Linked DNA regions of Homo sapiens: region 2 is linked to region 1. Evidence: read pairs that join two places in POLR2A ChIA-PET (ENCODE). Cell type or tissue: GM12878. All regions are shown on one strand. Region 1 overlaps PIEZO2 (piezo type mechanosensitive ion channel component 2). Region 2 overlaps PIEZO2 (piezo type mechanosensitive ion channel component 2).

Evidence for each region. ChIA-PET counts read pairs that join two places held together with the same protein. Peaks named below come from ENCODE experiments on the same cell type or tissue, not always from the same donor. Only the 100,000 strongest peaks of a DNase experiment are listed, where the experiment ranks them.
Region 2: POLR2A ChIA-PET joins it to region 1 with 5 read pairs; 2 of 35 experiments call an interaction of 5 or more read pairs at or near these places.

The regions. Positions count from the first base shown.
Region 1 is chr18:11,025,818-11,030,817 of GRCh38, reverse strand. The region is part of intron 2 of PIEZO2 (piezo type mechanosensitive ion channel component 2); the gene reads left to right. Among named protein-coding and RNA genes, the nearest start is that of PIEZO2, 120 kb to the left of the region's middle. In GM12878, no CTCF peak of the experiment used is centred here; a DNase peak (open chromatin) is centred at 2,777; H3K27ac peaks cover 3,387 bases.
Region 2 is chr18:10,762,099-10,767,098 of GRCh38, reverse strand. PIEZO2 (piezo type mechanosensitive ion channel component 2) reads left to right here. Exons shown (of 56, transcript NM_001378183.1): 22 at 4,001-4,177; 23 at 4,474-4,599. Among named protein-coding and RNA genes, the nearest start is that of MIR6788, 5.0 kb to the right of the region's middle. In GM12878, no CTCF peak of the experiment used is centred here; no DNase peak of the experiment used is centred here.

The DNA of each region.
Region 1 (5,000 bases):
ACTTTGCTTTTTGTCTAGGTGCTTGTTTTTATAGATGCACTTTGCCGTCTCAATGAGTGAGTTCTTTTGGATGCTCCTGGCCCTGGACTACGTCTTGCCAGGAATCTTAAGAGTGGGCAGCACCGTCCCCTATGGAGGCCTGGGGTCCTTGTCATATATCTCGAGGGACCAGCGTTTCTAACTCTTCGCTGGAGCACGAGCCAAGCTGACATTGTTTTGGCTTTCAGAAATGAGGACAGAGTAAAACTTGACAGCAACATCATGGTGAATAAATGCCAGAGCTTTCTAATCACTCCTTCCCGTAACCACTACAAGGTTGTCTGACCTTGGGCAAGTCACTCCTTTGGGCCTCAGTTTTCTCATCACTAAGTGATGGGGGTGGGCTTAGGGAGTACTAGGGACCCTTACAGATAACTAATGAAACATGGTCTCCAAACTTTGGTTTTATAGAGAATAATAAAAAGCAATACTCTCTTTTCTTGATTATCAGATATTCCACACCTTCACTTTGGCATTTTTTAAATTACAAAACATCTTATAATTGAGGAATAAATTTCACTATAGTTGTCATTTTCATCACACCTGTGAATGTGACCATAAGTAGCGAGTGTTTATTCAAACACTTGACACCTTAGTTGTGTTTATTACCATTAGTAGCACTATAAGGGGTTGGCTTTGTGGCTGGAATGAGGATGGTAGCTTGTCTTTTAAAATTCTTTAGAAAGATCATAGTATGAGAAGCATTAAAATTAAAAGATGTATATGCAGAGTACTGCCTTCTTATATTACTTAAAGGGAGTAAAAGTTACCTAATTTTTCAGAAGAGATAAAAAATATTTCCAACCTGATGAAGGTTGTTCAGATCAAATCATAGAGCTTGCAGTTCAGTGGGGAACGCAGAAGATAAAAAAGGAACATGGCCATGGTGGAATTACTGGTTGGGTTAGCTGCTGTGAAGACAATTAAGGGGGCTGTATAGGGAACAAGTGGTGGAAGGGTCCACCTTCTAGGGGGTCAACAAGACCTGTCTGAAAAGGGAAGAGCAGCCACATGAAGAAGTCAGAGGCAGGGAGGGAGAGGGGTCCTCAAGGCAGAGAGGATGGTAAGTGCAAAGGCCCTGAGACACAAAAAACGTTGGCCTGGGGAGGAATGAAGGAAGAAAGAACTACCCCAGCAGACAGAGGCTGAGAAGCACTGAAGTTGTAAATAGTGAAAGGGTTTAGCCTTTACTCTAAGTAGAGTGGAGAACCATTAAGAGACTTTAAGTAGGAGAATAGAATGGCCTAATTTGCTTGTTTGAAAGATCCATCTGAGCCTGAGTAGCAGGAGGGAGCCGCCTAAGGGGTCTGCAGAAGTGGGTTGGAGCTAGTATCAGCATAGAGATACAGAGATAGAGAAAAGGGCACACTTCAAACATCTAATTTGGTGAAAAACCCAACAAAACTTACGGATGAATTTGATATGGAATGTGGTAGGGAGGCACTGGGAGAAATTAAGGAAAAGTCTTTTATTTCAAGTTTTAGCAGCAGGACAGTGGTGGTGACATTTGTTGAAATGGGGAGCCGGGTCTGGAGCAAGGGTGACGGAGGAAAAATCAGAGCTGCTTTTTGGACAGGTTGTGTTTGCGTTGGCAGGGAACCTGGCAAGTGGGAATGTCATGTGAGTACAATTCAGATACATTCTTAAATTGAATATGGAGAAGGCCTACACTAAATTTTAACTGTGATTGTGAAAAGTTAATGTAATTCCCAATTAATTTTTTGCTATTACGAGTTAACAAAATGTTTACAGCGAACATGATGTTCCCCTCAATTTCTATTTAAATAACTGACGGTGCAGCTTAAAACTGGTGTTGTTTAGATGCAAGGTAAAATGTTCCATGCCATCTTATCTAAATTTTTTTTCAACTCTGTTTCCTATGACACCAAATGTATTCTTTGGCACAGGGCAATTGATGAATATTTGCTGAAGAAGTGAGTCAATAGGTATTATATAGAGTACCAAGCACAAGAAAGACTAATCCTGATGAGCTGCACAGCACCATGGCCAACGCTGGCTGGCCATGTATTATTCAGACCTGATCAGATTCTCACTTTCTTCTCCTTCCAGAATATGTGAGGATCTATCTAAGGAAACATATATCCCTAATACTGCACAGTTTTACTGTCCTCAACTCCACTTAGTCACACATTGTTATGGGGGTGTTCAGATAAAGCTGAAGGACAGTGTCAATGACCATATAAGATGGCCACGTATAGACTGGGTGCGGTAGCTCACACCTGTAATCCCAGCACTTTGGGAGTCCAAGGCTGGCGGATCATCTGAGGTCAGGAGTTCGGGACCAGCCTGGCCAGCATGGTGAAACCCTGTCTCTACTAAAAATACAAAAATTACCCAGGTGTGGATGTGCGTGCCTGTACTTCCAGCTACTCAGGAGGCTGAGGCAAGATAATTGCTTGAACCTGGGAGGCAGAGGTTGCAATGAGCCGAGATCACGCCATTGCACTCCAGCATGGGCAACAAAGTGACTCTGTCTCAAAAAATAAAAAAAAATAATAAAAAATAAAGAAGAAGAAGAAGAAAAGAAAAGAAAAGAAAGAAGGCGATGTACAGAAAAGCCTAGCTTCCTTACTTGCATTTGGTACTGGAAGAAGAATCCAAGTTACAGTTTGTAGAACTTGCAGCTCGTGGTGCCACACCATGTAAATCAGAAAGTGAGAACTGAGATCTAGCAACAGAAGCAGCTACTGCTTGTCCCTCTGTGACGGTGCTTGGACTAGCCACAGGGACACTTGGCAGGTTACCCTGCACTAATCATAATAGCAGGTCTTCCTGTTCTGTGAGATCATTCTCAGAAACAGTGTTTGAAGAATTTATCAAAGAGTACTCTACGAAGGCTCTTCTAGTATATTTAACAATTGTTTCTTTAAGCTTACTTTGCTGTTAAAAGCAAAACAACATGAAACTCTCAAATGGAAAAACCACTTACCAAGTCATAAGCTGAAATTTCAGTATTGAACTGAAACGCTAAATGATAGATCAAGATCACTATGAATCCTGGAGTTAGAGTGAATGGCTATTTTCAGTTAATGCTAATGATTTTTACATTTATTTGTACAACATAATTGTGAAAGACAACCCCAAATGGAACTTAAACCCCACCGAACTCCCATTTGTTCATCAACCCAGTTACCTAAGACAGTTATTTAAATTAAATTTTCTACAGTTAAAACCAAACAGAAGCATACAGATGAATTGTGAAGTTAAAGATTATTCCAGATGACTTTTAGGTATAACTCTCATGCAAAACCTATATCATCTTGAAAATTAAATTTTAAATGATTATATCTCCTGCTTCATTGTCAATTTGATTGCTTTCTTTTTAACCTCTTGTACCTTATTCCTAGCGCACCTCAGCGTGCCCCCTTTGCTCTGACCAGGCAATTCCTGCCTTGCCTCACTGGTGAATTGACAGTCGCAGTCCTTCCTTTATTCACACACAGGTCCAGCAGAGCCCGGTTATACCTTGACTGGAGCTCAGAACTCAGGGGTCACGGCTCATGCTGTTCCTTTTCCACAAATGCTGTTTGCTTTCCTCTCTCCAGGTTCTACCCATATTCTGGGGTCTCTTCAAATTCCATCCCCAAGCCCCTTGAATTCTGGCTCCTACTTTAGTTTGTCCAAATCGCTGTTTGTCATATAAGTGTAGCTATGCACACACTCATTCTTACACAGTTTAGAATTGACTGCTCTGTGACATTTCATATGAATTGGCTTATAAAATACTTTTGGGCAGAGTCTTGTCTCATACACATAAGTGCTGTGCAGAGCTTGGAGACGAGCGCTCCCATTAGTTCAAGTGATGTGATAGATTGCTAATTTGTTTCTTTTTCTCTTTTTCCTGTGTGGTTCAGTCCCACACTCTTGCCTCTTTTTTCCCTCTTCCTGTCTAGGAGCTAAATACACAAAAATGAATGTGATCTGGTCCATGTTCTAATCCACTTATGGGTTAATTGGGTGACAGATCTGTTAACCGATAATGCATGATAAAAGTGATACAGTTTTGAAGAGGGTGCTGAGGGAATCAAGTTGAGCATTTGGTCCCTTGGGAATTCAGGGTAAGGCTGAATAAGCCTCACAGAGGGCAGTGGAGGGAGCATTCAGGCTGAGGGAGCAGCCCAGCAAGGCTGTGCAATGCTTTAGTATATGTATCTCTTTCCATACGGAGCATAGGCCAATAACAGCAAGAGCACAGTGCATCGGCATCAGCACCTGGTGCTTCGTTTTCTTTTATTGCTTCCTAGAAAGTGTAAGACAAGGAGTTACAGGTGGTGGAGACGTGGATGAGAAGAGGGTGTAGGTGGTGCTGAGGAGCCACTCCGGGAACGGGGAAGTCACAGAAGGGACCAGTCAGGGTGCAGACGGCTAACTTTGTGTCTGTGGATGAGATTGAGGCAGGGTGGGGGCGAGGCAGAGAGGCCAGCAGAGTTTCTACCCTGGCTCACTTTGTACTTGTTCGGTTATGGAGCTGACTCTATGCGACTACAATTTCAATATATTAATAAAAATAGAAATAATGTGTGAAACATGTGAAGACAAGCACCCAGAACCACTCCAAACTACCTACCTCTTCTTTTCTTTGCTGACCATGACTATTGACAGCGGTCTCTGGTGCAACTCAATTGCATGTTTGTAAAGGCGCCGTTCAGCCTGCCCTGGCAAACCGGCAAAGCAATGCGTGCTCCTGATCTGAACTACCAGTTCAGGGATGATCTTCGCTTCCTACTTGTGATGGTGCTGAGCAGCTCTGAAAAGGGGACTTCAGAAGGGACTCCTGAGGATCAGGAGGCTGAGTCTGAGGATTAGGTGATTCCTGGGGCTTGCTGCTGCTGCCCCCAGCGGAACCCAGATCTTATAGTCTGGAGTTAAGCTGAACTCCCTCTTCCACACCTACTGACTCAGCAAGAGTTGTGCAGTACCCACCTCAGGGCAAGCAAGTT
Region 2 (5,000 bases), 260 kb after region 1:
AGCAAGAGCCACACTTTCTGTTAGCACCTCAGCTCCTCCCTGGGGGGCCTGGCCAATTGGAGAAGGAAGGGAAGGGGAGGGGAGGGAAGGGGAGGGGAGGGGAGGGGAGGGAATGGAAGGTGGGAGGAAGGAAGGAAGGAAACTTTTGCAGACCTGAGGTTTCTCCTTCTTGTCTGTCTCATCATTGTTATTATTTTCACTCTCACTAAGCATTCATTGAGCCTTTATTAAGGACTCACAATAAAGTGAATGCGTACATGGTGCTAGGTGCTAGTGTAGTAGCTTGAAAGACACACTTCTTGTCTGAGCTCACAGCCTGATGGGAATGGCTGCCAAATAAAACTAAAAGTGATAATAACTGCTGTGCTAGAGGTGTCCACAGTGAGCACTTGCTGCACAGGGAGGAGTATCTCTTGCAGGCGGTTGCAGCCTGGAGGTGATAGTTGCAACTGGGGTTCTCTGGGAGAGGGAAGCCAGGGATGGGTAAGTGCAGGGCCCAGGAGGCTTTGGTTCTCAGAGGCCCCTTCCCTTGAGGCAGGGCCCTCAGGCCCCACAAGGTTATATTCAGATAGGATGACAACCTGTGTACAGGGCTTTTTTGGGAAAGCACTATTGCATAAAACTGTTTCTCAAAATCCTTGATAGTAAGAATCACCTGGACAGTTGTTATGTACGTGGACCAGCATCTATTTCCCTAAAATTCTAATTCATCAGGTGTTGGTTGTGGCCCAGGTATTTGTCATAGTCATTGTCCTCCTCCTCCTCCTTCTCCTCCTACTTCTCCTTCCCCTTCCCCTCCTTTCTGCTTCCCCTTCTCTCTCCCCTTTTCTCCTTCCTCTTCTTCTTCCTTATCCCTCCTCCTCCTCCTGTTCCTCCTTCTTTCTTCTTCTTTCCTTCCACGAGATTCTTACCATCAGGAAAATGATGAGATCATGATCTCTTTAGATAACAGAACTGTGAGAGGGCAAGGCGCACTGAGGTTTGCACTGGGCTTGATATTTGTATGGAATGAAGTATCATACTTCATTCACTGAGCCCCAGTTTTTCTATTTGTAAAATGATAAAAATAAAAATATTCACCGCACAGAGGCTCTTTAGTCCTCCTCTGATTTGACTTCTCTAGGATGCTGAGGACAGGGGATCCTTTCCTTGTCATTGAAGCTCTCCTTTCTCTTGTTTTGGACATCAGCTCACCTTCCCGGCCCCTCCCCACAGTTTCATCAGGCCCTTCCTGTCTCATTGCTGGACTCATCCCGCCCTTCCCACCAGCTTCCTCAGCATGTTCCTCAGTCTCTGTCCACAGCGTGTTTCTGTTCTGGACTCTCATGGGTGAGCTCACGAGCTCACAAGCACAGGACTCCTGCACTTGCTGCGAGTCCCAAAATCTGTGTCAACTCACTACTCTCTTTGAACTCCAGGCCCCTGTTTCCACCTGACAGCTGGGCCTGACCCCACTTCTTGAGTGGCCCCAAAGCTCTTTCAGGTGTCCTACTCACTCCCTCTGCCTCCATTGCCCTTTAGATTACTCTTACAGATTCCCAGCTTTGCCCAATCCTTTCTCCTTGCAATACGTATTCCACAATGCGGCCAGAATAGTCTTCCCACAGGGCAGATATGATCATGAGAGACTTCTACCTGAAACCTTGCAGCAGCTGCCTGGCATCCTCACCGTAACGTGGTATAAGACCCCCGGGATCCAGCCCACACCACTTCACCTTTGCCATTCCTGGACACTCTAAGACGCTGGATGGGTTTTAAAGTCCCCTGACAGGTTTCAGATCACACTTCTCTCACAATGAATCACTTGCTTCTCCAAGGATGGGCAGCCCATGCTCTCCCAAGTCTGGAAGGACCTTGGACCTGCTATTTCTTCTGCCTGTCTAACTCCTGTTTATTCGTCAGGTCTCAGTCCCCTTACGCTGTCACCAAGTGCCTGTGTGCCTCCATCTGTCCCTCCCACATGCCTCCTGCGGGCAGGGAATCCTCAGGGGATGTGTCACCTTGAACCTAGTTAAGACTTAATGAAAGTTACCACCTTTACTTCCCTTTCTCCATCACTCAGAAAATTAAAAGTTCTGAATAAATTAATTGTGCTGTCTTTACTAAAGGCCTTAGATACATAATAACAGACATAACTGAGTTAATTTCACAGCATCTTTAATAGGGTTTGCTTTTTAATATCCAAATTGACGAGACACTTGTTGATGACTATGGAGGAAGAGTCAATTCGCTAATCTATCTGTTTTGTTAAAAGGTAACATGTTTATGAGTGAGTTATGGTTTGCAGGGCCTTTCCATGTACAGTATTTCTTTCATCTTCAATTAATTCTATAAGGCATCTCTTCCTACTTTAATATTTCAGCACTTAATTCTCAGAGAGCTTCCTTGCATTGGACAGTGACAAATAGTTGAGCAGAAGAGTAACAGGTAACAAATAGCAGAATTAAATACAGTCATGTAGTCTCCACATTTTCTTCTTTTATAATTTTTTAAACTTTTTTTTTTTTTTGAGACGTAGTGTCACTCTGTCACCCAGGCTGGAGTGCAGTGGCACGATCTCGGCCACTGTAGCTGGGATTACAGGAGCCTGCCACCACGCCCGGCTAATTTTTTGTATTTTTAGTAGAGACGGGGTTTCACCATCTTGGCCGGGCCGGTCTTGAACTCCTGACCTCGTGATCCACCCACCTTGGCCTCCCAAAGTGCTAGGATTACAGGCGTGAGCCACCTCACCCGGCCTCTTCTTTTATAGTTTTATAAGCCAAGTAGGTAACTATGTCTTTTAGAGCCCACAATGCTTAGCCCACAATGCTTGGTACATGTTTAGTTGTATCAAATGAGAGCATGCTATTATTTCTACCTGAGAATATTAAACATTTCTAGGATATTACTTTAACATAAAAATATGCAGAATAAATGAGCGTTTCCCATGCCTGAAGAAGATGGTGGTCCTTCTATACTGTCCAATGGACTATTAACTATAAAGAATTGCTAGAAATGTGGGAACATCTGGCCTGATCAACGAACTCGCATGCAGCCCAAAGTCAACAGGTTCAAGCTGAGTTCATAACCTTGCTGCTCTGACCAGCTTCCCTATCAGCGTTGCTGTCTCAGTAATGGCACTGTTATCCACTCAGGCTCCCAAGTGGAAACCTGGGAATCACTCCTTGAACTTTCTGTCTTACCCACCGGCCCACCAAGCCAATCAGTCATCAAGTCCAGCTAATTTTGCCTCCCATGTTGAATCCGCGCCTCCTCCCCATCTTCCCTGGGCTATTGCCGCGGCACGTGAGTGGGTCACCCAAAAGTCGTGTCCAGTCCCCACAATGGGCCCTCCATTCATCAGTTACATTTATCTCAATAGGAAGCAAATCTTACCTCCAAATTCCCAGTGTAATGCCCTTCCACAGCTCTCAGTTTTCTGAAGAATGGGCTCCCGTGCCATAGCATGGTGTAAAAAGGATCCATCAAAACTTGGCTGTAGCTGCATCTCCAGCCTCACCTCCTGTTGCACTTCACACTTTCAACTCTGAACTTTCCAGTCGTTTGTTGTTGCCTGTCCCCACCATGCTAGCTCATGCTTTCCTGCCTTCATTCATGCCTCCTTTACCTAAAGAATCCACCTCTCATCTTTCTTGGCTTGGCTTAGTTCAGGCACTGTCTCTTCTTGAAAGTGCTTCCTGACCTCCACATTGGACCAAGGACCCTTCTGGGCGCTCTCACAGGAGCCTGCCCACATTGATAGCTTAGCCAGTGCTACATGATATTGATGTCACCTGATGATATGTCTGTCTGCCATACAAGACATAATGCCCTTGAGGGGTGAGACCATAACTCACCTACTTTAGTACCCCAGCACCTAGGGCAATTCCTTGCGCATGCTAGGAATCCAGTCTGCTTTTGCCGAACTGAGTAAATCAAGTCATCCTGTTTTGTGGCTGTCCTGTTTGTTATGCCGTGTTACGTATTTTTGTCCCCATTTCTGGTTTTACGTTTTCAGGTGTCTCTGTTCAACTATGTATTTTTGATTTCTTGGGCTTTTGCTCTGCCGTACGCCAAGCTGCGCCGTCTGGCTTCAAGTGTCTGCACAGTCTGGACGTGTGTGATCATCGTCTGCAAAATGTTGTACCAGCTCCAAACCATTAAGCCTGAGAACTTCTCTGTTAACTGTTCCTTGGTGAGCCTCGGTGATGGGGGAATATTCCTGACTGCCCTTTAGCAAAGCAAGGCAGATACTTGGGGAACCCCCATCCCCAAGCACATTTGGCCTGACCTGGCTTGTAAGTCACCTCTCCCTGGCTGGTCGTGCTCTGGGCCTGTGTTAAGCCTCGTCTCATACTGAGGTCTCCCCTGAAATGGGCCTGTCCCTCCCATCCTACCACTATCATTTTGCTCAAGGCTGAAGAAGAAATAACCTGAGCTCTCCTAATCTGTGGAGCTATTTTTTTTTACTCCATTTTCTCTTCTTTTTAGCCAAATGAAAATCAAACAAACATCCCCTTTAATGAGTTGAACAAGTCTCTGCTCTACAGCGCTCCTATCGATCCTACAGAGTGGGTCGGCCTGCGGAAGTCTTCGCCTCTGCTAGTCTACCTGAGGGTAATGGCTTTGTCGTGCTTAGTTTGGGCCTCCACTCCGTTATATAATAGTTCAGGATTCTTTTCCATGAGACGCTTAACATCACATTTGATAGTAACCATATCTTCTCATGTGGGATTTGGCATCACCTTTGCAACAAACTCTAAGTGTTAAAATCAGTATTGTGGCATGTTAAAGAGAAAATGATCAAACGGTCTGAGATTGCTTGAATAAAGTATGACAAATACATTCATTGGAACATTATACAATCATGTTAAGACCATTACAAGATTAAGGTCGATGGGTGCATTAGAATTGAAGCATGTCTAAAATATAGTAAGATTTTTAAAAAGCAAATTTCAAAACACTGTGCATAGTATGATCTCTTCTAGACACAAAGAAAAATATTAAGTAAAGTATAC